2 separate regions of the Homo sapiens genome follow, and region 2 is linked to region 1. A link is an interaction called in ENCODE POLR2A ChIA-PET data of the cell type or tissue named here. Cell type or tissue: Caco-2. All regions are shown on one strand. Each heading gives the region's core, and the rest is flanking DNA. Links, peaks and the distances in the headings are about the cores only. Region 1 overlaps NHSL2 (NHS like 2). Region 2 overlaps NHSL2 (NHS like 2).

The links. Peaks named below come from ENCODE experiments on the same cell type or tissue, not always from the same donor. Only the 100,000 strongest peaks of a DNase experiment are listed, where the experiment ranks them.
Region 2: POLR2A ChIA-PET joins it to region 1 with 7 read pairs; 2 of 35 experiments call an interaction of 5 or more read pairs at or near these places.

The regions. Positions count from the first base shown.
Region 1 is chrX:71,948,113-71,964,032 of GRCh38, reverse strand. The region is part of intron 1 of NHSL2 (NHS like 2); the gene reads right to left. Among named protein-coding and RNA genes, the nearest start is that of NHSL2, 45 kb to the right of the region's middle. RefSeq lists enhancers at 5,543-6,104, 6,105-6,666, 6,667-7,229. In Caco-2, for the core only: no CTCF peak of the experiment used is centred there; a DNase peak (open chromatin) is centred at 5,982.
Region 2 is chrX:72,059,647-72,075,067 of GRCh38, reverse strand. All of the region lies in intron 1 of NHSL2 (NHS like 2), which reads right to left. Among named protein-coding and RNA genes, the nearest start is that of RTL5, 65 kb to the left of the region's middle. RefSeq lists an enhancer at 4,702-5,259 and a silencer at 14,155-14,449. In Caco-2, for the core only: no CTCF peak of the experiment used is centred there; no DNase peak of the experiment used is centred there.

The sequences.
Region 1 (15,920 bases), core at 5,035-7,534:
ATATACACATATATATATATACATATATATATGTATATACATATATATATATATATATGTATATATATATGTGTATATATATAGCCACTCCACCTTTCTCTTTCTTTTTAGAGACAAGGTCTCACTCTGTTGCCCAGGCTAGAGTGCAGTGGCATGATCATGGCTCACTGCAGCCTCAACCTTCTGGGCTCAAGTGATCCTCCTACCTCAGCCTCCCAAATAGCTTGGACTATAGGAGTGTGCAACCATGCCTGGCTAATTTTTTATTTTTTGTAGAGCTGGGGTCTCCCCATGTTGCCCAAGTTGGTCTCAAACTCCTGGTTTCAAGTGATCCTCCCACCTCGGCCTCCCAAAGTGCTGGAATTGCAAGTGTGAGCCACTGCACCTGGTCCATTCCACCTTTCTTGAGGTTGCTGTTTGCATGACATATCTTTTTCCATCCTTTTACTTTCAATCTATTTGTATCTTTGAATTTAAAGAGTGTCTCCTAGAGACAGCATGTAGTTATACTGTTACACTGTTTTTTGGATCCTGTGTGACAATCTCTACCTCTTGATTGGATTGTTTAATTCATTTATATTTAATATCATGATTACTATTGATATAATTGAGTTTACATTTGCCATTTTATTTTTTGTTTTTATATGTCTCATAGCTTTTTATTCTCTATTCCTCCTTTATGCTTTCCTTGCATTAAGTGAATGTTTTCTATCATAGCACTTTGATTTTTAAAATTATTTTGAATAATAAAAATAAATATTTTACTATATTATTTACATATTAACTGTTGCTCTAGGGCTTACCATAAACAGATTAATTTACCACTTTCAATAATGGACAGAACCAGGGAGAAGATCAACTTTACACCTCAAGACGCCAGAAAAATAAGAGGAAACTAAACTCAAAACTAGCAGAAGGAAGGAAGTAACAAAGAGTAGAGGTAAATGAAGTAGAGAATAGAAAAAAATGGAGGAAATCAATGACTTGACAGTTGGTTATTTGACAAGATTAACAAAATTGACAAATCTCTAGCTAGACTGACCAAGGAAAAAAAAAGAGAAGACACAAGTTACTAAAATCAGAAATGCAAGTAGGGGATGGGCATGGTGGCTCATGCTTGTAATCCCAATGCTTTGAGAGGCTGAGGCAGGAGGATCACTTGAGGCCAGGAGTTAGAGACCAGCCTCAGCAACATAGCAAGACCTGGTCTCTACAAAAAATTAAATAAAAAAAAAATTAGCCAGGCATAGTGGCACATGCCTGTAGTCCCAGCTACTCAGAAGACTGAGGCAACAAGACTGTCTAAGCCCAAGAGATCGAGTGTGCAGTGAGCTATCATGGTGTCACTGCACTCTAGCTTGGGTGACAGAGTGAGATCTGGTCTCAAAAAAAAAAAAAAAAAAAAGGAAAGAGATGAAAGTGGGGACATTGCTACCAACCTTACAGAAATTTTAAAAAAATTATAAGAGAACCAAGTTCCTAGAAACAAAAACACTACCAAAATGAACTCAAGATATAGAAAATCTGAATAGACCTATAACAAATAAAGACATTGAATCAGTAATAAAAAAATCTCCCAATAAAGAAAAGTCCAAGATCAGATGGCTACACTGGTGAATTCTACAAAATATCTAAGGAATAATTGATACCAATTCTTCTGAAACTCTTCAGAATATTGAAGAGGAGGGAACACTTCCTAACTTATTCTCTGAGGGCAGCATTGCCCTGATATCAAAGCCAAAGATATCACAAGAAAAGGAACTACAGATCAATATCCCTTATATAAATGTAAAAATTCTCAAGAAAAAATTAGCAGGCTGAATTCAATAGCAGCATATTAAAAGAATATATGCCATGGCCAATTAGGATTTATCCCAGGAAAGTAAGGGTGGTTTAACATATGAAAATCAATCACTGAAATATGTCATATTAATAAAATAAAGGAAAAAGACCACATGATCATTTGAAAATGAAGCAAAACAAACAAAAAACAAAATTCACACCTTTCATAATAAAACACTCAGCAAATGAGGAAAACAAGGGAATTTTCAAAACAGGATAAATGGCCGGGCACACTGGCTCATGCCTGTAATCCCAGCATTTTGGAAGGCTGAGGCAGGCAGATCACTTAAGGCCAGGAGTTCGAGACCAGCCTGGCCACCATGGCAAAATCTTGTCTCTACTAAAAATACAAAAATTAGCTGGACATGGTGGTGCATGCCTGTAATCTCAGCTACTCGGGAGGCAGAGGCATGAGAATCGCTTGAACTCAGGAGGCGGAGGTTGTAGTGAGCTGAGATCATCGTGGCACCGCACTCCAGCCTGGGCAACATAGTGAGCCTCTGTCTCAAAAACAAAAATCAAACAAAAAACACGGTAAGAGGCATAAAATAAAAACCTACCCAAAGCTAACATCGTATTCAATGGTAAAAGACTGAAAGCTTTCCTCCTTAAATCAGGAACAAAACAAGGATGCCCTCTCTTGACACTTCTATTCAATACTGTATTGGAACGTCTAGACAGAGCATTCAGGCAAAAATAAAATAAATGAAAAACAAGGAATAAAGAAAGGAAGGGAGGGCGGGAGGAAGGAAGGGAGGAAGGGAGGGAGAGAGGGAGGGAGGGAGGGAGGAAGAAAGTACAGAAGAAAGGAAAGAAGAACAGAAGGAAGGAAAAATTCATTCACATAGTTAAGGAAGAAATAGTAAAACTATCTCTATTCACATATGACATGATCTTATATATACAAAATCCTAGAAAAACTATTGAGCTAATAAATGAATTCAGCAAAGTTGCAGGGTACAAGATCAATATGTTAAAATCAGTTGTACTTCTATACATTATCAATAAACAATCAAAAATGACATTAAGAAAACAATTCCACTTACAATAGCATCAAAAAGAATAAAATACTTATGAATAAGTTTAACCAAGGAGGTACAAGATTCATACACTGAAAATTACAAAACAATGCTGAAATAAATTAAAGAAGCCTAAATAAATAAACAGAAATACAGTCTAAGTTCATGGACTGGAAGACTTAGTATTGTTAAGATGTCAATACTACCGAAAACAATCTACAAATTTAATGCAATTCCCATTAAAATCCCAATATCCCTTTTTGCATAAATGGAAGAGCCAATTCTAAAATTCACATGGTCTTCCAACAGACCCCAAATAGACAAATTACTCTTAGAAAAGAAGAGCACAGTTGGAAGACACACACTTCCAGATTTCTAGTTATACTACAAAGCTACAGTAATCAAAACCATATGGTACTGGCATAAAGAAAGACATAAACAAATGGAATAAATTGGACAGTGAAGAAATAAACCCATGCATCTACAGAAAATTGATTTTCTACAAGAGTGTCAACACCATTCAATGGGAAAAGAACAGTCTCTTCAACAAATGGTGCTGGGACAACTGGATAGCCACATGCAAAAGGATAAAGTTGGATTCCTACCCTAATAAAAGAGAAATGGATCAAAGACCAAAACGTAAGAACTAAACCAATAAATTTCTTAGAAGAAAATATAGGAGTCAATCATCATGATCTTGGATTTGGCAATGCTTTCTTAGATATAATACCAAAAGCATAAGCAACAAAAGAAGTAAAAAGCATAAGCAACAAAAGAAATACATAGTAGCTATAAATTTGACTTCATAAAAATTAAAAACTTTTGAGCATTAGTAGATAATATCAAGAGAGTGAAAGGACAACTCAGAATGGGAGAAAATATTTGTAAATCAGATATCTGATAAGGGCCTAGTATCCAGAATATATCAAGAATAATTATAACTCAACAATAAAAAGACAAATCACCCAATTACAAATGGGCAAAGGATTTGAAAAGATATTTCTCCAAAGAAAATATACAAAGTGCCAACTAACACATCAAAAGATGTTTAACATCATGAGTCATTAAGGAAATGCAAATTAAAAGTATAATGAGATACCACTTCACACTCACTGGGATGGTTATAAGCAAGACAACATTGCAGAACAAGTATTGATGAGGATGTGGAGAGATGGTATAGCCACTTTGGAAAACAGTCTGGCAGTTCCTCAAAAGGTTAAACATAGAGTTAGCATATGACCCAGAAATTCCACTCCTAGGCTCCGCAAAAATACTTGTCAATGTAAAGGTCTATCAACTGATGAATGGGTAAACAAAACATGGTATATCCATATAATTGAATATCTTTCCACAAAAAAAAGAGAATGATATATTGATACATCTTACAACATGGATAAATCTCAAAAAACCGTATGTTAAGTAAAAGAAGCTATTTTAAAAAGAAGACATATAATATCGTTTATATGAAATGTCCAGAGTAGGTAAATCTCTAGAGACAAAAAGTAGATTAGACGTTTCCTAGTACTGGGGAGTGGAGGAGTAAGAGAGGCTGAGGGATTGGGGGGTCACAGCTTGAGGGTACAATATTGATTTGGGGGTTTGAAGCTGAAAATCTTTAAAATTGATTGTAGTGATGATTGCACAATTCTTTAAATATAATAAAAACCATTAAATTGTACACTTTAAATGGGTGAACTTTGTGGTATTTAAATTACATCTTTTTTAAAAAGCTGTTAAAATACTTTAATTAAAACCAGACTAATTTTTGGTATAAATCTGTTTCAGAAATATACTAGTAAGACTCTTACTGTTGTATACATTAACAAATATTCATACGATAAATTTGTTCAGGATAAGTGGTCCCTCTCTGGGGGCTGCCTTTGGCTGACATCAACCTTAAAGAGGTGAACAGAGCCGACAGGCTGTGGCTGCATCGCTGTAGCACCCTGGGCAGGCAAGAGCCAGATGAGTGGGGGCTCCATCTCCATCCTCTTTCCTATCCTCTGGAGACTTCTAGACCCCTCCATACTGGAATTGAAGCCCTGAGTTTTCTTTTCCACCCTTGATCAACTTATTCTTCATGGTGGCACAAGGAGAATAGGTTGCCTAACTGGTAGCTGCCTAACTCTCGCATTTCCCCTTTTTTCTCCTTTGTTCAGTCCCTGGATCGTTTGCAACTAATTTGTAACTGCCAGCCTTCAGACTGTACAGCTGAGGTCACTTGCAGTTAGGAGTCCTGATATCCAATTTCACCTTCCTATCTGCATCCTTGGCAGTTGCTTAACTTCTCTGGCCCTCAGTTTCCTCATCTGTAAAGTGAAAATAATAATTCCAACTTATAAAATTGTTTTGAAGATTCAATGAGATAATATATTTGAAAATATCTGCTGAAATGAATCCAATATCTTGTCCCATGTCCAGTGAAACCATTCAGTTTACCAGTTAACAGCAACCAACTGCCTCTGGACAGAAATTAGGAAACAAAGAGGCAGAGAGAAGAGAAAGGGCTGGATTATATGCCCAGGCTCATGCCTATGTATAGCACACCCAGGAATGTCGCTACCCAATTCCCCACTGTGTAGTTTTGGGGCAGCCCAATGAACAATCTCATGCAAAATAATGTGCCCTCCCCCTCCCCCAACTCGTCCCCACTGCTGCTCAGCAATGGTCTATCTGAGCCACATGAATGATGGATGAAGTGAGCCAGAAACTATTGTTCCCTGCATGGCCTTCTCCCAGAGTTGAGGACCTTTATTGTTCCCAGATAAGAGCTGAGCTGGGAAGAAAGGCTTTCATGAGGAAATGTCTGCAAGGCCACCAGGACTGGCTCTCACTTCTGGTTTGGGCTAGCTAGCCCATGAGCCAGCAAGCAGCCCAGCTAAGTCCATTTGGCCACTTGTAGGGGGTCTCAAATCAAGGCATGGTGGGATGGAGGTTGAAAACACGCAGTTATAGTGAGGCTCTAGGACTATCACTGATTTGCAGTTCTCTGTGCTCTCTGAGGATATACTAAGGGAGACTTCTGGCCCTAAGTCTGCTGCTGGGGCCTGGAATGCAGCCTGCCTTGACTCCCCACCCCCACCACACAAACATTCCTGAGCCACTGTAGAAACCCCGTCCCTATTCAAAACCAGCTCGAATGTCACCTCAAGCAGGAAGTTTTCTCTAGAGTCCCTTCCCCCCACCATTGCCAGATGTGAGCGTCCCTCCTCCAAGCTCTTTGAGCAATTGGCTGTTCATCTCCCAAGGCATTTATCACATTCTGTCGTGTGTAACAGTTATTTATGTGCTTGTCTTATCCCTCTTTCTCTGCTACAGTCAGGGATGGAGGCCAATTCATCGTTGTACCCCCTACAGTGCTTGACATGGAGTTAGAGTTCATTCAGTCAGTCAGCAGATATTTACTGAGCACCTACTCTGGGTACTTCCTGAGTACTCAGGGAGTAAACACCCTGGGTCTGCTCAGAACCCTGCTACCACCACAAATTCCCCATGGAGGCACTCTTTCCTACCTTACGCTGAGGCACAGTAGGCCGACTGGGGGTCTGAAAAAAAGGGCAGGGAAAGTAACTGGCCCCCCTCCCTTCCTCCAGGGAGTTATAAAAGATGCAGCTGTTGTGGCTCACACCTGTAATCCCAGCACTTTGGGAGGCCAAGTCAGGCGGATCACGAGGTCAGGAGATCGAGACCATCCTGGCTAACACGGTGAAACCCCATCTCTACTAAAAATACAAAAAATTAGCTGAGCACGGTGGTGGGCACCTGTAGTCCCAGCTACTCAGGAGGCTGAGGCAGGAGAATGGCGTGAACCCGGGAGGCGGAGCTCGCAGTGAGCCGAGATCGTGCCACTGCACTGTTGGGGCACGTGCTCACACCATAATGACTGTGTGCAACTCAGCTCAGCCCAGCACTGCCCCAACCCCAGCCCATAACAGGTCCCCTTGGGGGATTGTACCCCAGGGCAAACATGAGGCAAAGTGCCAGGTAGAGGTCCCTCCTAATCCCAAGATTTCTATCCTGTCCTGCTGACCTTGTGTTCCCGCCATGGGGTTTACTGAACATTTGTCCGTACCTGGTACTAGGAGGCTGAATACAATGAATTACATGCCCAGAGAGCGTCTGCTTTCTGGAAACCTCCAGTCTAAGAAAACTTAAGACTCCTGTTCTGTGGCCTGATTTGGTCTGATTTAGGAGGGCAGGGGAGCCTCCTCTCTTGCCTCCTTACCTACCAGAGATCTGAGGAGGTGAACTATGGTCCCCAGATTAAACCAGGAGGAAAGTAGAACTATCTGTTGGATGCAAGGACCCTTAGTCATGACAGCAACATGGAACTAGGCCTGTATTCTTGGGAATGGAGTGTGGGGCAGTGCAAAGAACATTAGATTAGGAGTCACTGCTGGATTTGCATCCCAGCTCAGTTACGTGTTGGCTGTGTAACTTTGAGCCGATCTTCTCTTCTTTCTTAGCCTGTTTTCTCATCTGTAAAATGTAGTTAATAATCCACCCAGAACCCTCAGAACCCGACATCACTCTGACCATCAGCCATGACCCTGCCAGAATGTAACTTGGGGGCATGAGAAAGCAAAGTAGATTACACTTCTTTTATGTTTTTTAAAAATTGCTGTTTAGAAAGGTTGTATCATAGAAAGGTCCTGTCACTCAGACTGACAGGAAACCTTAGCAATTTTTTTGTCCAACTATCCCATTTTATTGATGGACAAACTGAGGCTCACAGAGGGTTAAGTTGGACTCAGGTCCCCAAGGCCACTGCTCCTGATAGTTTTCTAACATAAGAATAACCCATCAACAATAAAACCATGTTCTTCCCTTACTTAGGCTATGAAGAAAGATTAAAGGTGATCAATAAGGGGAAACTTTTAGGGGTGATGGAAATATTCATTATCTTGATTGTAGTAATGGTTTCACAGGTGCATACATATGATCAAACTCATCAACCTGTATACTTCAAATATGTGCCATTTAGTGAATGCCAATTTTACCTCAATAATGTAAAAGAAGAGCGGGGTGGGGAGAACCCAAATGTTGAGCAGGGTCTGAGTCTAATGTGGCCTCCAAGTAGCTTTGTTGTTCAAAATCAGCAGTTGTTCCACCCTGTTTCATGGATGCACCACAAGCAGCTTCCTTAGAAGCTGTCACATATGGGGCCTCCCAGGAGCTTCTCTCTGCCTCTGAGTTGCTACAGAGCGTGAGGCCCACGAGGCAAGTTCCTCAGGCTGTCCTGCTCTTTGGCTCATCCATGTGGTACTCCAGGGCGAGCCAGGGAGAGGCGAAGGACTAACTTTCTGACTTCCTTCTCCCTAAGGATTCATGGGAAACATGTGGTCAGAATTGAATGAAAACTAAAAAAAAAAAAAAGTCAATTTAAGTCATTCGAAAGCTTCCCATCACTTCCCTCTACAGCCATCCTACCCTCCCCACCCCATCCTCTGTCATTTTCCCTCCTCTCACAGCTCCCAGAGGAGACATACATGGACTCAGATGAGCTTCCAGGTCAAAGAATTGACTTTGTTTTTTGCCTCCCCAGTTCAATAAGTGCTTTTTGAGACGTGTGGGCTAGGCCTAGTGGGAAACAAAGATGCCTAAGCACTTCTCTGCCCTCCACATAAACTCCCGGCCTTGAAGACAGAATAGGCAAACTTGGACACAAATAACTCTCGTGCTGGGCAAAAAGTGATGCATACCACCAAGAACCACCAAGTGCTACAGCACTGCACAAAGAGAGAGTGATCACTCTCTCCAGGGAATCAGGGGAGACTTCACGGGGGAGGTGCCATTGAGCTGAGCCCTAAAGGATGGGTCATTTTCCTTTACCAATACAAAACAGCATTTGGATGGTGTTTCACATTTTACTAAGGGTTTTTCATAGCATTCAATCTCATCACAACCATTTGACAAGGTAAGTGGGCTACACCATCAGGCACATTCGAGAGAGAAGGAAACTGAAGCACATAGAAGATGAGGCTGGTAGGCATGCCACTCTCTCCGGCGCTTCGGATGTGAGCTCGTTCCTACTTCACGAAGTTGCTTAATAGGCAGAGGTGGGAGGAACAAGGAGGCCAGAAAGCCAGGAGCGTTTAGGGCATGGTGGGTATTCTGGCCACCAGGAAAGTGAGGATTGTATAAGGAAGTGGTGGGTCACAAGACTGGAAAGGCTGCTTGAGACCAGCTTGTTTGTAGCTTGCAATGCCAGGCAAGGGCCTGAATATTTATCATTTATCAGCTATGTTTTAGGGGAATAGGGTTAAGATCAGTGTTTGGAAAGGAAGTGGGGACAAAAGCAGTGGTATACATGAGGGTTGCCTTTGCTTCTGCTTTAGGCCCCTAACAAAACAAAGGACACTAGGGTAACCCTGGTCCCCCTCTTCAGCCATGAGTAGATTTCCAGAGAAGGCACATGGTGACACTTATTCAGGTTAAATAACAAAAGCCATTTCCTTCTGAGCAGCTTGCTTTTCAGCTCCCATGGAAGGGCAGCAGGGTCAGGGCGCAGAAGGCAATGGGAGAGTGTAGAAGATAAAGGGAGAGCCAGGAAGGGAAGTGAGGCTCCAGGCCACATCCTGACAGCCAACTGGGCCCAGCCCGAGGCCCTCCAGAGATGCTCTGGCCAGTTTCTCACTAGGGCAAAATCAGCTTTAATCAATCTGTTTTCCCCTTGAGCTCATTGTTGTTGCAGGCAAAAGAGAAAGCCCCTGTGTTGAGACCTTTTGCTAGTTGTCCAAACAGCAGCGCAGCAGCACACGCCAGGCAGAAAAGAGCAAGCCCCCACAGAGGCAGTGCACAGTGCATGAGAGTCAGGAAACCGGGGGCAAGTCCTCCTGGCTTCTGCCCCTTCCTTGCTGTGTGATGGTGGGCAAGTTACTGAGCTTCTCTGAGCTCAGTTTCCTCAGATGTCAAATGACACCTACTGGGCTGGTTTGAGAATTCAGCCAGAATTCAAACAAATAGAAGGCCTAGTGTAGCTCCTGGCTCATGTAGTGCCTGGCTCAGGGACTAGATAAACGCCAGATGCCTCAGTCCCTTCCTAGCATGCCAGGGACAGCCCCCCAGGGAATGCCTGTAACATAATGGAGCAAGGAGTAGTTTTATAAGCAGAAGTCAAGCTTAGTGCAGATTTCTTCAGTGCAAAAAATGTTTATGAATGCTTCCCATGTAATGCTTCTGGAAAATATGTGCTGGGAGAGTGAGGAGCAAAACGAGAAAAGATTTGAAAAATCCTCTTTCTCGAAGGTGCAGGCTGGGGATAGAAGGTAAACTATTGAGCTGAAGAGATTCTTCTGAAGAAGAGTAATCTGAGGTTTAGGCACACCATTTCTGCCTTGAATTTCAGCAAGGAAAGCATTACAGGAAGCTAATGAAGAAATAAAATATGGTCAATGGCCCCTTTATCTGTGCTCACAGAGGAGCCTATTAGTAGAACTATTCAAAGGGGAGAGAAAATTATATTCTAGGCTTTCCTTGCTCTCACCAGAGAGCATCAGAGATCCAGAAAGGGAAAGATCCCTGGAACCCAAAGTTGGTAATTCTTTCACACAGTCCTCCTGGCAACTGTCTCTTAAAAGGTTATTTTTAGAGAGGCAAGTCACTCTAAGGAAGTATGTCCCAATCTTCAGTCACTTGGGGGCTACCTTCACAATTTTTGTCACATCCACATACCCCCTTAACTATTATTTAGTTAATTTTTTTTCAATTTCTTACTCTTTTACTTAAAAAATCTGTGACTCATTGATGTAAATGGAAAACCACTACCACATGACTTAAATAGAAGGAAACTACGAAAGTAAACACATTGCTATTAAAAACATAATACTAATTCGTGTCCCATCCAAAAGCACGAGATGGACTCCCACTCTCTGGGGGACACAGGTCTACCTTGGGAAGCCAGCTCTAGAAAACAAGACCATTTGCCTTGAGGATGTATACAGGGAGGCACAGCTACTTCCCAAACAGGGATCCAGGTTTAGAGCCAGAGGGCCCAAATGAACAGCTAATTTGGAATATGGTCTCTTCTGGTCTTATCCTGGAAACTTCTCCTAGACAGTGGAGAGTTAGATGGCACCCACTCCCCAGAGACAGGCTGGGAGCTGGGCCAGAAGGACGTCAGGCAAGGGACCAGCCACGATGCCCTGGCTCTTGGTGGTTCAGACTGCATTCACTGTTGGACCCAAAACTTACACTCAGGAAACCTGCCTATTTAATATGCTGTTCATTGTAATTTTTGCAATGATTTCCTCCTTGCTGTCCTGTAGTATTTGACAAATTTCCTGATGAGAATGCAAGATATCTCAGGAGTCCAAAGGAGAAGAATGTGGATCTGGTCCCCAGGTGGGTTAACCCAGGCCACCTGGTATAGTGTGGACAGTGGGGATCAGGGAGAGGACCCCAACAGGAAGGTGAAACTGAAGACACGTGTCTGCTATGCTCTGAACATTGGTAGCCCCCCAAAATTCGTATGTTGGAACCCAATACCCAATGTGATAGTATTAAGAGGTGAGGCCTTTAGGAGATGATTAGGTCATGAGGGCTCAGCTCTCATGAATGGGATTAGTACCCTTATAGAAGAAGCTTGAGGGAAGGGAGCCTGTTTACCCCTTCTCCCACATGAGGACACGTAGAAGGTGCTATCTATGAGGAACAGGTACTCATCAGACACCAAATTTGCTGGCGCCTTATCTTGGACTTTCCAGCCTCCAGATCTGTGAAAAATAAGTTTCTATTCATTATAAATTACCTAGTCTATGGCATTTTGTTATAGCTGCCCAAGCTGACTAAGACAGCATCCCTTCTCCAACTGTAAACACTCCTACTGTAATGCTAAGAACTTGGAGGGGCTTCCTTTTTGTTCTTACTTTTGTTTTCCATGAGGTTCACTGGCTCTTTACACTCACTAAGAGATCAATCAGTAAAGGAAATCCCTAGATAGCATTTTTAGTGACAAATCCAGGCATTTTGACACTTGCCCTCTCATAGCTACATTTTCTATACTTCAACCCATATTGGAGAATAGGCAAGTTTCTAAGAAGGCATAGAACTGCTTGATAGACAGACAAAATAGGGTGTTTTTGGTTTTGTTTTTGCATAGAAGGAGGACCAGATTCACTTACTCTTTTGACCAGATAATGGGTTCAGAGAAATCTGTCACCTCCTTCCTTTTCCCCTCTTCTCCATTCCCTGAATCTTTTCCTCTTCAGGATGGCTGGCTGGCTATCACAGCAGGGTGGGACTATAAGGGTTAAATACAACAGAAAACAGAGAATCGAAGAAATCTTAGGGCTTATGGAAAGCCAAGTCTACAGTGAGGGGCAGAGAGTATAGAGAAGCCACAGGGCTGACTGGCTGTAAGGTTGCAGCCTTCAAAGCATGTGGAGAGTCCAGAGGTAACTGCACAACAAAGCATTCTTTAAGTAAAGGTCATTCTAACCTATAAAACAATGGCCATATCCAGTGTCCAAGAGTGTTTGGAAAACAAGACTAAATGCGCAGTTTCATCAACAGGTCAAAAACTTACATGCCTGCCACATGAAAAGAGGCTCAACATCACTAGTCATTAGGGAAATGCAAAGCAAAACCACAAGATACCACCTTGCACCCAATAGGCTGGACATTACCAGAAACACAAGAAATAACAAATGTTGGTTAGGATGCAGAGAAATTGGGCCCTTATGCATTGTTGATGGGAATGCAAAATGGTGCAGCCAGTAGGGAAAACAGTATGGCAGTTCCTGAAAAAATTAAACACAGGATTACCATATAATCCAGCAATTCTACCTCTGGATATATATCCAGAAGAATTGAAAGCAGGGACTTGGCTGATTCTCCTCAACCTATTTCTTATAGCAAAGCTTTATGTTAGCTTTATGTCTAAAATCTTAGGGAGAACAAATTAGTTTGCCTGGCCTGTCAGTGCAGGTAAGACTTGGACACATAAACACAGAGACACCAATCACTATATCAAGTACTGATAATCCAAATATATTTAGACACACAGAGTTGGAGATTGTCAATTTGCAAATAAAATTTGACACCATACCTGTAACTGTGAGATGGCAAACACACAAATGAAAACTGAAAAGGTTCTATCCACTATTTTTTTTCAACATGATGCCAGGTATTTGTGTGTGTGTGTGTGTGTGTGTGTGTGTGTGTGTATTTTGTATTTTGGGGTCCAAATATGTGGCATTGGAATGTTGAGCATTATAGAAGATTAATTGTTGAAGTCTTTGAATGCCAAGCCCGGGAGTTTGGACTTAACTCTAATGCTTCTGTCAAAATGAGCATTAACCTTTCTCCCCATCACAGCTACAGGCTGCTACTCAATGTCAGGATATACCAGAAATCAGTAGGGTGTGACTGACACCCACCCACAGAAATGGCTAGTTGGTTCAGTGTGAGAATGATAAACAGAGCTGTCTAAGTCCAGCCACAGGGATGGGGAGAGTTTACAAGCCATAAGAAAGACCCACCATGTCACAAGTGGGAGCAGAGCCATGGCATAGATGCCCGGCCCTTGGGCAGCTTGTAAGGCATATGCCATTCTTGGGCACTTATAGCAGCAGGAATCCCTGGGGTCATAAAGGCACAAGGGCTTCTCCCTGAAACAGCCACAATACTCTGCTGCTGAAGCAAACTCCAGCTAGAACTGGGGCAAAAAGTCCAGCTCTCCTCCCATTATTAACCATCCTCCCAATCCTCCACCCTCAGGCTCACTCTGCTTTTTTTCCAGTCCCAGTGCACCAGCAGGCAAAATACCATGGCAACCTGCCCTAAACAGGGAGCGAGGGATGCCTGCCGAGTATTGTTGGCCAGGCTTAGGTCTTTGGGCTGGGCATTGGGACTGTTACTTCCACTCCTTAGCCTTGCCTTCTGCCCTGCCCTCATGGGCTTTCTCTTTTTCTGGAAGTTATCCTTTGCCTCTTGCCTGGGCCAGATGGACAGCTCGGCAGGCACCTGGCGTATGCCCCTGGCTGGACAAACTTATGGCTGCACCCACTGGCCAAAGGATTCCAGGTGGAAAAAAAAATACTCTGATGGATGGAGCAGAGGTCTGGAGAAAACCAAGAAATGGATAATCCAGACCCACCACTTGGAATGCGAAAGCGCATGCTCAGGTGGTCATACTCTCTGCCCCAGCGGATGGGTCTGGCGCTCCCAGCCGCCAGGGGCCTCCTGCTGCCAACCGTGTGGTCTGGGGAATCCAGAGGTCATACAGCTGGCCAGGGGGAAGTGCTTCCCCCACCACAACCTCAGGCCAGCCCTGTGGCATTCTGGAGAAAGGAACCAGCCTCTACCCCACTGCCACTCCTTGTGTGTGGCTTGGTATGTGGAAGGCAGAGGGGGGATTTCGAGTTTCCGATGAGCCTGTATGTTTGCGCTGTGGGCTCTGTGCTTTCCCACACACAGAGCTGAGTGATTCCTGCTTTACTGAAGCTGCCAGAGTAGGAGAGGAGGTGGAGGATAGGCAAAGTCAGACGGGGAGTTGGGGGTTTGATGCAGAGTGTGGCAGCAATTGCCTGGACGGACCGCAAGGCACCCCTTTGGGCTGTGGTGGGGGAGCTCAGTGGCTGTCCAATGCAGTGACCTGGACTTTTTCATCCCCGTGTGTGAGCCAGGCGGGTCTGGGACAAATCGGCTCACTCCCCGACCCTAACACTCCACAGGGAAGCTCAGAGGTGCTCACCTGCTGGGTGGCGGCCCAGACTTCACAGATTTCTAGAGGTTGTCTGGACTCATCCTGGCCCAGCTCTCCAGCTTGTGTCTTTCCCACCCTTTGTTGCTGAATGTTCTCCTATTCACCCTTCTTAACTCTCCTCAGGCCCCCTTGCCTTCAGGAAGCCCACCTCAAATGCCTTCTCACCCACGCCCAGCCCAGGTTCCTCTCTATCAGCCCCTCTATGCTACTTTTCTTGTTGGGGGATCTGGCATAGCTGTGCCAACATTTTATTTGATCAAGTAAGAGCATTTTTTAATTTTAAAAACTGCCATATACTAAAACCAAGATGTCATAAACAACAAAATGATGTTTTAACATCAAACAATTGGAATGACAATTTTAGAATTTAAAAAACTGAACAAATTTGGCTTCATAAAAACTACATCGGCCGGGCACGGTGGCTCATGCTTGTAATCCCAGCACTTTGAGAGGCCGAGGTGGGAGGACTACTTGAGCTCAGGAATTTGAGACCAGCCTGGGCAACATGGCGAAACCCCATCTCTACAAAAAAAAAGTACAAAAATTAGTGGCCATGATCATGCCACTGCACTTCAGCCTGTGTGACAGAGAACTTGTCTCAAAAAAAAAAAAACAAAACTACATTTTTTTTTTTTTTGACAGAGTCTTGCTGTGTCGCCCAGGCTGGAGTGCAGTGGCATGATCTCGGCTCACTGCAACCTCCACCTCCCAGGTTCAAGCGATTCTTCTGCCTCAGCCTCCCGAGTAGCTGGGACTACAGGTGCGTGCCTCCATGCCCGACTAATTTTTGTAGTTTTAGTACAGACGGGGTTTCACCATATTGGTCAGGCTGGTCTCGAACTTCTGACCTCGTGATCCACCCACCTCGGCCTCCCAAAGTGCTGGGATTACAGGCGTGAGCCACCGTGCCTGGCCTACATCATCATTTTTTAATTCAGAAGAGTAAAAACTTTACGAAGGATGAGTGCTGATTTGCATTTGGGAACTGCAGACCTAGATGATAATTGGATAACTAAAAGCCTAGCTTAGAGCGCATGTGATGCACCCCACACACTAATTTGGGCAGCACTTGGAGTTTACCAAACCACTTGCACATGCTCACAACCCCTGGGATATAGGTGTCATTATTCCCATTTTACACATGAAGAAACTGAGGCTCAGAAAAATGAAATAGCTTGCCCAAAGCCACACAGGCCAAGACTGCAAATCCTGGGCTTATTTGCCTGCCTGGGCCAAACTGCCTCAACACAACAGTGTCAGCAATTCAATTCAACCGGTATTTATTGAGCACAGACTCCATGTTCTTCTTCTTTTTAGGTGTGTTGACACCTGTTATTTTATTTTATTTTATT
Region 2 (15,421 bases), core at 6,931-9,430, 110 kb before region 1:
ATGTCTTCCGAGTGTGTTTGCTGGCTCAGGGAAATGATATGATTTGGTCTCTCAGCTTGACAGAATGATTTCCCAGTGTAATTGTTGTATGTGTTAATGGTTTTTATTATTCTTTGCACAAACAACATTATAACAACATTAATGGAAATCTAAGGGAAAGAAAAATCCACCAAGCCTGCCACCCACAATAAATCAAGTTTTGATTTTTCCACAGTTCTCTTCCAATTATTGGCCATGTGCAGACATACTTTCTGCAGGGTTTGTGAAGCTCAGCATAGAAACAGTTTTGTGTTTTGCCTTTTGCATGTTACACTTTATTATAAGCATTGTTCATGTTGCTCAAGTCTTCATAATTAGCTTTCATGGTCTACCATATTTCAGTGAAGTTGGATGCAACATCTTTATTTTGCCATTCCCCTTGTATTTGACATTAGGGTGGCCATTGTACCTTTCTTTTTACACCTACTTTTTGTTTCCTTCTATGTTCTGGCCCAGAAAATGTGGGCATATCACGATTGGCCCCAATCCCCAGGGCCTGTGCCTCTGCCTCCAACACATCTCTCAGTCATGGGAGGAGGGCACCAGGAAATATTTTGTTCGGTGGCCTAGAATTTTAACTTCTTCCATACCTTCCAATGGACTCATTAAGTCTGACTAGAAAATAGGTCTTTAGGAAGAAGCTCCCAGGGGGATAGGGGTCAATGGACTCCCTTATAAGTCTCTGCCATTTTAGCTTCCACCATACTGAAATCGAGGATGTGAGAATTCAATAAACTTGTGAAGATGAAAGAGCCAGGTCAACTATAAAAATGCCTTGCAAATGTAATGAGATGATTTCCTCATTTTGTTTAGGTACAGAGAAGAGAATGGTGGACTCATTTTCATCCTGAAGCACAGGCCACCGTATTTACAGTGCTGATTCGGTTGCTTGCGGGGAGAGGGATGTTGGAAACCAGCATGATACCAGTCGTCTGGATCTGAAGCCTCTCTCAGCCTAACCTGGTTTAGGCTTAAATTCAAGAATCCTCTACTTTCTTATTACCTCAGGAATCCCTGGCTCTAGCTTCTGGACCCAGCATGGAGTCCCCAATGAGTTCAGTTATTCCAATAATACAAATATGCCATCAAACGATATGTGGTGGGACTTCTACAAGGCTGGGCATTGCAGCCCTTGTTGCCATAGAGATTTGCTAGCCCTACCACAAGCAAGCCCAGACCCCTCCTTCCACCACATCCAGTCTCCAGGGTTACTAATGCCTGTCACAGATGCAAAGATGCTGAGAAGCACATGGTATGGTGCAATAGGCACAGGCTTGAGAATTAGGCAGATTTGGGCTCAAATCCTGGCTCTACAACTTCCTTGTTATTGGATCATGGGGCAGCTCTCCCTTAGTGTCTCAGTTTTCTTATCTGTAAAATGGCATCAATAATCCCTGCCTGGTGGTTTCTCTGAGCTAAGTAAAGTTGTGGATGAAAAGTGCTGGCATATAATAGGTGCATGATGGATATTAACTCTCTTTCTCTTCTCTATGGGATGCTAGTTCAAACAGCTGGTCCATATATGCACAGCTATGCGTATGCTGTATAGTGATGGTGGCGCTAGCATGCATCCCCCTCCCCACCACATACAGATTCACAGGGTGACAGGGCTACACTCACTCAATAGGCGAAAGGTGAGAGTTGGTGAGAACTCAATCCCAACTCATGAGCTTGGCAGACAAGGCTTTCCAGTCTTAAAGCAACCTATGCTCTAAGGTCCTGTTGGGCTTCCACGTGCTGCGACTGCCCCGCTCCCCCCCGCCCCCACCCTCACCCTTACTGGCTGTGTGGCTGGTTTTGCTCATCCTTTCCCTGCTGCAGCTCAGCCTGGCTGCTCCTCCACAGTCTCCTAAACCTGTGGGGCTTACTTCTGGCTCCAGCCTCTGGGAAAAGTTTCCTCCCTCTGCAATCATAATCACCCTTCTTCGTTTGAAAAGCAATTTCAACTTTCAAAAGCTTTCCTAGCTATCTCACATCGCATCTTCCCAATTACCCTGGGAATGTGCTAAGGATCCCCCTGAGGATTTGTAGCTTTTTATAGCCAAAGGACAGAGGTAGCAGAGGTGGATGAGCTGCCTAAGATCACCCTGCAGGTTACTGGGTAAGAGAGACCGGAACCCAAGTCTTCTGAGTCTTGGTCAAGGGTTCTTTCCCACCCTTTGGTATACAAATTGTAGCCCTTGCCCTAGAAAAGCTTACATTTTACTAGGAGGAGATAAACATGCAATAACAAGTATAAAAATGATAATACCAGCAATGATAAAATTATGTAAAAGGTATCAATTTAGTACCGAGGAGGGGGTGATGAACTTTATTAATTAATTTGTATGAAGGAAGGCGGTCAGTCAGGGACAGTTTCAGAGAAGAGGAAACACAGGATCAGGATTCTGAAGGCTGAAGAGAAAACTGTCAGGAGAAGATAGCAGGTGGAGGAGGTGTTCCAGGCAGAGAAAAGTGCATTAGTGAAAGCATGGTAATGCTGAATGGGAGCATTTGGAGACCTTCAACTCATTCAATATGGCTGGATCAAGTTCAAGGTGAGAAATGATAGCTGGTGAGGCTGGAGAAGTAGGAGGGGCCCAATCATGAAAGATCTCTAAGTTGTGCTAAGGAAAACATACTTTATCCTAGAAATGGGTGCTTCTCAAGCCTCAGGCATTGGTATCTCAGTTTCCCAACTTTTGCCATTTCCATGTGCTTCCTATTCTACTATTTACTTAATCATTTTATTCAAAAAGACTCGCTTTAAAAACATTTAACCTTACCCTAATTTAAAAAAATATGAGAAATCATGGGTTTGATGTATTAGTTATATATTTTTTGAATACACATTAAAATATATACAGAACTTGAAAGGCAAAAAGAGTTTTCTCTGTTACAACTACAATGATCCCCTGGGCCACCTGAGATCCACTCCACACTTGGGGAGCAATCGTAATCTCTCGTACCCCAATTAGTAAGACTTGAGTTCATAGCAAGGGAGCACAGGGACAGCTCATTCTGGTGGCTGTGTTGGGCGTGCCCAGGAGAAGGTCAGAGGTGGAAGCAGACAGCCCAATTCTGGAATAAGCGAGAGTGACCAAAGGCCTGGATTTGGACACTGACAGTAGGATAAGAGAGGGGCTCAGATGTCTCAGAGGAGGCCTCGAAAATGAATACTTTTTGAATGAATGAGCAGATAGATGGATGAGTGAAAACTGTAAAGTGTGTGGTGAGGGAGAGAGAGAGAGGAGTGAAGGATGACTACCAGGATGCTAGTTTGGGTTACTGGAAAGACAGTGGGGTCACTAAGCGAAAATGGAAGAGAGAAAAGCGAGCAAGAAGAGAAAGAGTGGCACAAGTTTAGCCCAGTGGGAGTGAGTGTTCAATCGGGGCTTCTGGGATCACCTAGGGATTGTGAGTGAGAAGGTGTGGTGTTGTGGTAAGGTGAGGACCAAGAGGTGGAAGGGAGAGGGAGGGAGAAGCAGTTATGAGGCCACCTCCTCGTGCTGCCAGAGGCTGTTCCCATAGCTACTACGTCTAGGATGACCCTGGATTGGAGCTGGCATTGAAGATACAAAGCAACTTCTAAGAAATGACACAATAGCCAGTAACTGTCCCAAGTTGTCACATCAGCAATTATGTAAAAAGTTATCTTCAAGCTTCTGTACTGGGCTGCACAGAGCATCTCCATGTAATACCAGCAGGTCCTAAGCCTTCAGCTCCAAGGCAGAGAAGCAGGAGACTCTGAGGTGGTGTTTGGGCCATTCACCTAATGGTGGCCTTGGAAGAGTATGTCCCTGAAAGATTCCAAAGAAACTTCAATGCTCAGAATTTTTATTCTTTGGCTCAGTCCACCACAGAGACCCAAATTCAGCCCATATAGGAGGCCAAACAAAGCCCTGCTCTGACAGGCGGGCTCCAGAAACAGTTACCCTGCGTGCCAGCATATCCCAAGTTGCTTTCCTGTAGCTTCTCTCCCCACCACGCCCTGTAAGAATCCCATTGTAGGGCTGCCCCTGGGACTGGCTGGCCTTGGACAACTACCCTCAACTGCATAGCCAGCTGAGTCCCCAGAAGGAGGCAGAGGCAACCCTCTGGGCCGGAGCATGGCACACTTTTGGCAAGACAACAATCCATTTATTGCTTTCTTATGGTAAACGTGAGTCAAACTTGGCAAAAACTTTTCCTTCCTTCTCACAGGCCCGAATGGTGAATGAGAGCTTCCCAAACAGGCACAGAGGGAACTGCAGGCTCCTCCTGGACTCTGTGTGATGCGAAGGGTGTGTGTGTGTGTGGTGGTGGTGGTGGGGGTGGTGGGTGCTGACAAAGGAGGAGAGGGAACTCCACCAAGACAGAGGGAGGAGGGCACAGAGAGAAAGTACTTGTGACCCTACTGCATGAAGCCTAACCCCAGGTAGCAGTGGAAGGTACTTTCAAGTGGCCAAGGGGTAGATAGGAGGGTAAGAGTTGGTGGAAATGGGTGAATGGATGAAGAGAAGTTGCTTCCAAATTGTTCTTGCACCGCCTGGGAAGGTGAGCTAGGAAAAGTTGTCTGCAGACCTTGATTTCCACAGTGTCAGCATCCAGGAAGGAGTTGTTGGGGAGAACTATGCCAGCACCCTTGAGTCCATATCTGGAGAGGGGCAAGGAAGGGGCAAAGCAGAGCACACCCAGAGGTAGGGGAACAACAAACTCAAGGCCGGCAAATGCTCTTCTCGCCCATGCATGAGGAGAGCTCTGTCAGGGCTGGGGCAGGGTGGTGGGGGGCAGGGCATTACACAGCAAGAAACAGATTTGTCTGGATCATTCCATGCATGCAGCATATGAGGTAGAGCCAGGAGAGGTGTAGGTGTACATGTTCAGGGCGGGTATGGGGGCTGGGGTGGGGGGAGACGAAGGTTTGAATAACAAAGGAGGCTCGGCTAGTAAAGGATAAGCCATGCATGGTTCCAAGATTCTGCCTACTGGATCCAGGGAGAAAGCACAGTCCTAGCCATGAACTTCAGTCACTGGCACGCTGCTCACTTCTCTGACACTCCAGCCACCCTCCAGAGGCTACACAGGGTTGCCGGCGAAGGGGCTGGCCCCTCCCAGCTCAGGATGCTCTGACTTATGCAATTCAGCCTGTCACAGGAGCAGGGGAGCTGGAAGTTCACCCTCATTTCCCTCGGGTTCTCTCCCTGCCCCCTGCCAGCCCCTGCAAGTCACGCCAAGGGTCAGGGGCCCCGCATGGCAGCAGCTGGGAGGCCCTGGCTGTAGGAGCCCCGGAAAAGGAGGGAAGGGAAAAGAGTACCTGTTGCTGAATGCATCCTGCTTTGGCTTTTACTCCTCGGTTGCTTGTGGTGAGAGTTGCCCATCATTCTGCTCTGGACTGGCAGCCACCGCGGCGGCCGCTGCCACCTCCTCCTCCTCCTCTTTCTCCTCCTCCTCCTCCTACTCCTCCTCCTCCTCCTCTGCCTGTGCTCCTCCCCAGGTGCTTACATCACCTCAGCTTTGCTTCTCACACACATGGCTCTTCCAAATCCCACTTGTGCCCCTGGCACAGAATTGTACAGATCTGAGCCTCTCACTTGGACTAGAGCCTGCTAGGAGCTTCTCTCAGTCTCTCTCAGTCTCTCTCTCTCTCTCTTCCTCCCTCTCTCTCCCCCTCCCTTTCCCCCTCCCCCTTGCTCAGTGCTCCACTCGGGTCGAGCAGCCCAGGTTCCAAGAGAAACCCTAGCAAGCCCTGAAAGTGGCCCCCACTTCATCTGCCTCTGCAGAAAGGGCCAGCACAGGCACCCCCCGGGACCCGACTCGCCCGCCCTCACCGTCCCTGGCTGTCTCTGCTCTCAGTGCTGTCATTCCTGCTGCCGCTCGCTGGCTCACTCACTCGCTCACTCGCTCACTCTGTCTGCAGAAGCTTGCAGGAGCGCGGGGCCAATAACAGAGCCTAATCCAGGAGTGTGACAGGGTCTACTGAAGGAATGTGCTACCCAGGAATTCTAAGTGACACAGCTCCCTGCTCCACTGGGGGATGGATCCAGTTCTGTAAGTGACAGCTGCCAATGAGCTCTGGGCTCCAGTCCCAACAGAAATCTGGGAAAATTTGGGCAGAGCACAAAGCTGTCAGGCTGCAGACTTGGAGCTAGCACAGCCAGATGCCACAAGAATGCCCAGTGTGGCCACCAGGTGTACCTGCTTCCTTGTCAGACACACCTGAAGCCTCACTCCACTCTCCCCTCCCTCTCCTGCTTTGCCTTCCCAGGGGAGGGCAGAGCTGGCAGCCCAGAGATTCACAGACTGGAACTGGGACCCTTGGCAGCCAATGAGAGGGCTCCTTCCATGAGTCCCACAGCAAATACATGCGCTCTCTCTCTCTCTCTCTCTCTCTCACACACACACACACGCACACACACACGGACACACTTACGCAGCCGCTCACTGTGAGTGCTGCAGCCCTCTGGGATAAGCGACACCGGGCAGGTGGTGCTAGCTCAGCAGCCCATTCCAGCCCCAGCAGCCTGGCTGTGAGGAAGGGCTGTGGCTCCTGGAACCAACTCTGCCAGAGCTAGACAGCCTCAAGTGCCTTCACTCAGGCGAGTGGTGGTACTGCTCAATGCTGATGTCATCAGATTTCTGCTCACTGGGACAGGGGGCCTGTCTGTAATAGTCATGGCCACAAAGCACTGTGGGTGTGGGTCTGGCTAGAGCTTCAGCCTGGAAGACTTGGGGCACTGTGCCATCCAGAAAGCAGAGCTTTCTGACTTTGGGGCAAGAGATCTAAAGTGGGATCACCACATCCATCTGCCCACTCACCTGCCCAGTCATTCAGTCATTCTTTCAGCAGTTCCCAGGGATCTGCTCTGGCCAGGCTCTGTGTGAGCGTTGGGGAGATAGAGGTGCCAGTCATTGCCTAGGAGGGTGTGAATGACATGTCCAAAGGCCATGACAATACAGAGAAGGATCAATAATGTTGTGAGACTATCAAAGAGAAGCTTCTTCAGTCTGGAAGGTCTAGAGATACCTTCCCAGGGGAGGTGATGCTTGGACTGGGTCATGAAAGATGAAGAACAGTTGGCCAGAAACAGAAAGGGGAAGGACACACTGTTAACTGTTTGGAATATTACCCCTGCTAGGAACCTCTCCTGTTGAGTCTCCAGCTTTCAAGGGTCTCTTCAGTTTTCTTCAACAATTCCACAAACATCTCTCAAGCTACTGACTTCAGGCTGTCTCAGCCTAGTGGGGGCAACAGATAATTATAGAGAGGAATCACAGGATAGTGTGACCCATGCTTGGGCTTTGCAGCTCACTGTGGAATGTGAGGCTTCCAAGGGGATCGATCTGAGGCCAGAAAAGAGGGCTTGGGAAATAGAGGTCCCAGAGCAAGCATGAAGGGCCAGAAGTGAAGCATCTTGGGAAAATACATTTATGAATATGATAAAAATCATGAAGATTGAACACAGCAAAAATCTTCAAGGTGATAAGTGAATAACTGAAGCTTGGAGAATGTTTGGTTCCTGACCTCTTATCCATTTGTGATGGGTCCTAGGTATGAGTCTTGGTAGCTTCAAGGTTGTAAACATGGACTTTAAGCTCAGAGAGGCTAGAAAAGACAGGACCATGACAACTTGAGATGATTCTAGAATGCATGGGACATCCTGAAAGTGAAAATAGAATTGAATTTGCTTGGGTTGTGCACTTGGGACCCTGGATTATATTTCCAGGAACATGAGGAAGCTTGAATAGGAACAGGTATGTTTTGGAAGAGTTTGGGGAGTAAAGGCATGGGGGTGGTGGGGAGGAGGAATGAGTGAATGATCACAACCTGGACACACTTGTGTACCCCTACTTAGGTCAAGAAGTTGAACATGACCAGGGCTACAGAAGCCCTTCTTGAAGCGGTTTGTTTGTTTGTCTGTTTTTTTGAGACAGGGTCTTGCTCTGTCACCCAGGCTGGAGTGCAGTGGCATGATCATGGCTCACTGAAGCCTCAACCTCCTGGGCTCAAGTGATCCTCCCAACTCAGCCTCCTGAGTAGCTGGGACTACAGGAGCACCCCAGCACTCCCAGCTAATTTTCCTTATTTATTTATTTATTTTTTGTAGAGATGGGGTCTCACTATGTTGCCCAGGCTGGTCTTGAACTCCTGGGCTTAAGTGATCCTCCCACTTCGGCTTCCCAAAGTACTGGGATTACACCTGTGAGCTATCACATCCAGCCTCAAAGCAGTTTTTTTAACCATCATTGCATATTGTTCTCACACCAGCCCTGTCAGGTAGATAATACTAGTTTAATCTACTCCACAGATACTTAAACAGGCTAAGACAGGGGAGGCAGCTTAGCCAAGGTCCATACTGGCTTCTTCCACTGGGCCTACACCCATGCTCAAGATGTTCCCATTGGAGGAAGAACAACAAAAGAGAAGAGCAGACGCGGAACCCCTCCTTTCTCCCTTGTCCTTTCTGCCTCACCACTCTTCTCCTCTTCTCATCTGAGCTTCTTATTTGGGAAGCCTATATCTCGTGTCCCATGTCCTCACCTCCTCCTCTCTGTAAGCCCCATTGTGGCCCCTGGAGCTTTTCTCACCCAAGCACCAGTGTCCCCATGGCCATAGCCCATTAGATGCTTAAGGATCTGCTGGGAGTCACATACTCCCTCTGGACTAAATGAACCCAACTAGTACATGGTGCAGCCAGGTTTTGGACCCCCGTCTATCTCCACATTCAGTGCTTTCTCCACCATATCCTTTTTTAATAATCTAAATTGGATGAGGAATGCTTTTAGACATCTTTATGCTTTCCTCTCCCTCCCCTACGCATTCACTGAGTCCTGTAAATTGCTCCTTAGAACTGTCTCAAATTGGAGCACTTCACGGCATCATCTCCACTTCCCTCACCCTGGTCCCAGTCACCATCATCCTTCCCCAGACCCCTTCAATGAATATCTTCTTCAGTGGGCTCCCTGATTCCACCTCTGCATCCTAAAATCTGTTCATGACACAGCAGCCAGAGTGAGCTTTTACAAACATAAATCAAACCACATCACTCCATTGCTTGGAACCTTCCAATGATTTGTTGTCTAAAGTGTCAAGTCCACACTCTCCAGCCTATACTCAGAACCGGCTTCATCTGACCTCTTTGCTTCCTCTCTCTTGATTCCCTGAAACAGACCCCTCTGCCCATTCAATCTGGGCTACTCATTCTCTTCTTTATCTTGTCATTGTGGCTTATCATTTCATGGTAAAGCCACCAGGGAAAAGCTTTGTGGTCAGAGAAGCCTAGATTCAAATCCTCATGCTGCCATTTCTACCTGTGTAACCTTGTACAACTTACTTAACCTCCCCAGCTTCCATTTTCCATGTATAATGGGGGAATGAAAACACCTAACTTGTAAGCTGCTGTAAGACTTTCATGAGATAATGCTGAAATGAGCTAAACGACACCAGGCCCATAGTAGGTGCTTGCTAAACAGTGCTTCCCATCCCCTCTCACCGCCTCTACCTGCTGTTCCCAAACCCTACAGGCTGCTCCTTAAGCTTCAGCCCAAATCCCATCACCCCTTGAAAGCCCTCTTTACACACATCCCTACTAGCAGTCTGCAGGGATAATTCCTCTCAATACCTTCAGTTCTGGCTGGCTGAGCCTCTCATTTGTCCTTAAACATAGATGTCCTGGAATTGTTCCAAATCTTCCACGTATTCATGAACCTTCTCTGCCCCAGCAACTTATGAATTCTTTGCGGGATGGGCCAAAGTTTGGGTGTTTGAAGCTGTGCCTTGTGGAGGGCCTTGCACAGAGGATGACTCAGTTAGTGTCTGCCCATTCATGGGCACAGGCCAAGCTACCCTGCTCATGCAGACCTTCCTTCCTCTCCTTCCTCCCAGCCCTCCTTTGCTCCTTGATGATCCCTCTGAAAGCTCCACATGCTTGGTCCTTGTTCCCCCACCAACCCAAGAGTCTTCTCAAATTTTTCTCATCCCTTTCTACTCATCAAGGTGCACATCCAGGTTGGGTAGGGTGCTGGAGGCGCTGTTCTGATGGGTTCACTGCTGTAAGATCACTGCCTATGGAGAGGGTCTGGAAAGGCTGGCTAGCCTTTTCACTGAGCACTGTGCTCAGGGAGGGAGGCATGGTGGCTTTAGGAGGGGGGCTGAACTCCCTGTGGTGTCTTCACTTGGAGTTTGGGGAAGAATGGCTTCTTTCTTTTTCGCCTGTGTTTCAAGCTAAGCCCAGCCAGGAGCACCCAGTTCTATCAAAGAGAGAGGGAGGGCCAGGCCTCACCATTTGGCTGGTCCCCCACCCTACTTGGTGCCTTAGGCACACCAGGGGAGGAGACAGAGAAGTCTGAGGCCCGAAAGAAGCAACTCAGGGGCCCATGTCCCCAAAGTGAAACAGCTTAAGGTTCATCATTACCACCTCACTGGCTGTACCCCTCTGTACTCAGGGATGTCAAAGTGGGTGGACAGGGAAGTGCGGCAGGTGGTACTATCTCTGGACTGCCCCCCGGAACCCAAGAGCTGGGACAAGAACTACCCCTGTCACTTTAGTCATGCTCTTACTCCTCACAACCACCCTGTCAGGTGTGGATTATTAGGACCTAAGCTGAAGATGCGGAGACAGACATTAGATAAAAAAATGGAGCTAGTAAGTGGCAGGGTTGGGACTTGAACCCAAGTTAGGCTGACTCCAAGCCTGTCTCCTTTTCATTCTGCTGATCCCATCTGCCATAACCTGCACATGCTCTAATCTGGTGTGGGGAATTTCCAGGTGCAAGTTCCATAAGGAAAAGTGAATTCTAATACACACTCTGACTCTGACTCCAGTGGGCTGTAGCCTGCCAGCGGCTACCCCTCATAGTGCTTGTGTGTTGTGTGCCCCAAGAGAGCAAACTCACTCAACCCTGGGCCCGGAGACACTTTCCAACTGCACATCAGGCACAGTCCCTCAAGCCTGAAACATAAACTTCTCTTCTAGCCCTGATGAAGTGTTCTCTAGGTTCTATTCCTTCTGCCTAGAATGCTTTTCCTTCCACTTCCATCTCTGCTTGTGAAAAGTCAGACTTATTTCTCAAGACCCAGCCCAAATGTCTCCTCCCCCATGAAGCTTTCTCTGAGCCTGACAGCCAGAATCGACTTCACCTCTGCATAGCCATATCCTCTCTACAGATCTCAGGTCCATCTTGAGCCTTTTCTGATCTTCCCAAACGTAAATAGTCTTCCCCTTGAGTTAATTCCCACGGTACAGTATTCCCCCAAATGCAGTACACATTGTGCTAGTGGTATGTGAGGTGATAGTATGATGAGGAATTTTAGAAATACATGGATGATCTTTTAAAGTTTAACAGTCACATATTTATTCTAATGTATACTAGATTCTAATAAAAATTACAGGGGAAAATTGAGTGCATGAAAAGTAATTTCTTGACTATTCGAGGCAGAATGGAATGAGTTGGTTTAAAGAAAAATAATTTGGTATCTGTGAATTGGATTGAATTACTCATACCTTCCTCAAGGCTGCTGGACAAAAGATCTGCAGTGATGGTTAAAAACTGCTTTGAGGGGTTACTTCTGTAGTCCTGGGCATGGTCAACTTCTTGGCCTTGGAAGTGTGTACATGGGTGTGTATAATTTGTGATCATTCATCAACGTGTGTGGCTTTTTTGTATGTTAATTGCCCATACAAAGTTTATTTTTTAGAAAGTGCCTGACACATAGTAGCCCCTACTCAAGGGAGGTAGAACACTTTGTATTTTGGGCCAAAGTGACCAGAAAGGCAGTGATGTCATTAATGGCCAAGGAACACGGGGATTAGTTACATAGAAAGTGAGTTTGGGGGAGGCAGGAGGCTGTAGAATTATGATTTGGGAAATGTTTTTCTTTTTTGGCCCCTATCCCAGTAAGAAGCCAGAACGCCTTCTGAGAGCTGGTGTTAAGAGTAGTAGGCCAAGGCCAAGGGGGTGGAACCAGCCAAGGCCTGGATCGTGAATAAGCATACACCCCAGAGGCTAAGCAGAGACGCAGACACAAGGGAAAGAGTGCTGGCGGGAGGCTCTATGACCTTGGGCAGGCCCTGGCCATTTTGAGCCCCATTTAGTTTCCATCCGGACAGTGAAACATATGAACCTAATTACCTCCTGAGGGTCCTCTCAGCTCAGACACTCAGAGGGGGTTGTCCTATGCACTGATATTAGTCAACAAGCAGGTTCTCTGATGATCCAAGCACCCACTCTGTTCCAGGTACTATTCTGGTTACAGAGGACACAAGAATGAGAAGCCCCAGCTGCTGCCCACAGGGGGCTCCTAGGCCTCAGTCTTTCCCACATACCTCCCCCTTGGGATCGACCAGCACCAATTTCCAGAATAGAAGGTTCTCTAGACTTGCAAAGGAAACCCTCTCTAGGGTTGGAAATGCACACGCCTGTAATGGTCAGGAAGGACAGGGCCATGAATGAAGTAGGCTAGGGTAAGCCACAGGGTGTGGTGGAGACCTGGAGCATGCATGCTGGCCACCCCCAACCCTGTTCCCAAGGCACTCAACCTCCAATCTGGGAAACCTCTCTGCTGACTCAACCCAACCTATCTGTAGTTCACATTCTGCCAACAGTCTGCCAGTTTGCTTCCCACCAGCTGTGGTCTCCAAGTATTTTTGAGCCTATACTCCCATATATACATATTTATGTATAAACCATATATATGTACTACTGTGCTAATCAGTTTTATAAAATTTAAAACATAAACAAACATGGAAATTAGGATATGATAAAGATGACTGTTAATAGAAATTCTAATATTTTCTCCTTGCACCCTAATAGACGATATATCCACTTTGGAGGCCACAGGTCTAGCACACCACCCTCTGCCTTACAACCAGATGATGGAAGAAGACAAAAAGAAAGTAACAAACATGTATTGCACTCTATTATCTTTCAGGCTTTGTTCTCAATGCTCTACCTACCTCATTCATTCATTCAATAGATTTTATTGAGCCTATTATATTAGGCCCTGTGCTGGGCAGTGGGTGATAGAGGTTAATGAGGCAGATGTAAAGAGTTTACAATCCAGGCAGAGGAGACAGACAATAACCAAGTACACGAATAATCAAGGTAGGACTAGTTCCTGAGAAGTGCCATGAAGGAAATCAGCATGGTGATGTGTGATGGCAAGGGATGGGGCAGGCATGGGGAGCTAGTTTGGATGAGTGGTAAGAGAAGTTCTCTCCGAGCTAAGAACTGAGCCTGAGAAGGAGCTGGCAGAGGGAACAGAAAGTGCCAAGGCCATGAGGCCACGAAGTGAGAGGGACCTCGATGTCTTTGAGAAATGGAAAGGAAGCCAGCATGTCTAGGGTGGAAGAGGTAGGGGGTAAGAGGTGGATGTTATCTGAAGTGCAATGGGAAACCATTAGAGCATTTTAAGCAAGGGAGCGACAGGATATGATTTAAATGTTTAAAAGACCACCATGTCTGCTATGTAAACAAAGGGCTGGAGGGAAGTTCCAGTAGAAATGGGCAGGAGGCTATCGTAGTAGTCCAGGCAAAAGATGATGGGCCAGGATCAGGGTGACGGAAACAGAGAGAAGCAGGCAAGCATAAGATATATTTAAACCTCATAACAATTTCACCATCATACCCATGAAGGCTGTATTACCATCCCCATTGCACGTATGAGAAAACTGAGATTAGGGGAAGTTAAGTAACTTGCCAAAGATCACACAGCTTGTAAGTGATGAAAGCAGGATTCACCCAGGTCTGCCTGGCTTCCTTCCCAGCCTACTCAGGATTCCAAATATGTTTCCTGCTCCAGGGAGTAATTCACCAGGACAATATAGGGTCTTCCTGTTTCAATCCTGAAAAACATTGGGCATTCCGAAAAAAGAAAAAGGGATTGAGGACAATTTGATCCAGCAATCAGCCAAGGGTATGTGAGTGATTCGAACAGTCCATTCCTTCCATTTTCATAAACACACCGAGTTCACCAGAGCTCTAAGTAAGGGAAAAACCATTCTTTCCTTTGGAGTGGGGAGTGGTCAGGAGGAGGGTAGTGATGGTATATTTGGAAATAGAAAAATAAAAAGCTGCCAACTTGTGCCTTCAAGGAAAACCCAAGGGCGCAGGCCAAGACAGGGGAAGTGACTTGCCAAATCCCTCCTCACAGCCCCCAGAGTTATTCATGTGAAAAAGAAGGCGGAATTGTCCCTGCCAAAGACATGAAGTCCTTTACAGAGCACTTTGTTAGCAAAGCCTAGCATCCCTGTCACTATGCAAAGCGAGCTGGAATGTTGCCATGGCAACGGGCAGCTGGGCCCTTGAATCAGCTTGAGGCCTGCCTTGGGCTCACACAAGCCTGTGGGGGCATCTCCTGGAGGTTGGGCAGTGGGCAGGGAGCTGGTTTTATGTTTGTCGATGAGGAGTCCTGAGCTCCCTTCTAGGTAACCAGGGGTCCGAAGGCTGTGTCTTCAGGAAGTATTTCCCGTTGTCAGATATGCCTAACTTCCACAACACGCAGCATCCCAGGTTGGCATGACCTGATCATTTTCCCAATTCAATGACAGAAAATGGAAACACCCAACTGCTGTAAAACAAAACTTCTTTATGTTACAAGTATAGGAAGAAACCAAAGCCCAGAGAGGGCAAGTAACTTGCTGAGGGTTGCACAGCCTTACTAGTGCCAGAGTCAAACCACAACTCCTTTGACTTCTGAGGTAGTGTGAGTTTCACCATACTACACTTCTTTCCTTAGACACTGGGGAGGGAGAAAAATGAATTGATGTTGACAGAGCCCCTCTATGTACCTAACACCATGCTGGATTCTTTGGCATTCCTCATAGCTCATCTGCACCACAAACCTGCAATGGAGCTATTACTATCCTCAATTCGCACTTTAGGAAACTGAAGCTCAGAGAGATCAGGAAATTGGCTCAAGGTCACACAGCTAGATGGACTTCAAAGACTAGTCTTTGTGCTTCACCACATGGCCTCATGCTTCTGAGGTCAAATGCACTTTTTTCCCCTTTGTGTGAAAGACAGACATAATTGCAAGTGATTCTAGATGCTATCCCTACTCTGCTATTTATGGTAAGAAAGTGTTCTGCTGCAGATCACCAAGCCGCCCCTCAGTAAAGCTTCATAACCGCTGATAGAACCCTGGCCCTCAGTTTTTTCATCTCTAAAGTGAGGATACAGTGAGTTTGGGGTTGCTAGAGAATGAGACTGAAAGAGAATGCATAGAAAGTGCATAGAGCAAGGTCTGGTGCATAGCAAGTGCTCAGTAAATGTTAGTTATCATTAAGATTATTCCTTTTAGGGATCAGCTCAAATTCTGCAACCTCAACCACCCCAGCCATCATTTGATGCAATCCCCTTTCACTCCCCAGCCATCCATTCATTGCCAGTTGTCAGCACCCAGAACTGAATTCCTTCCCTCAGA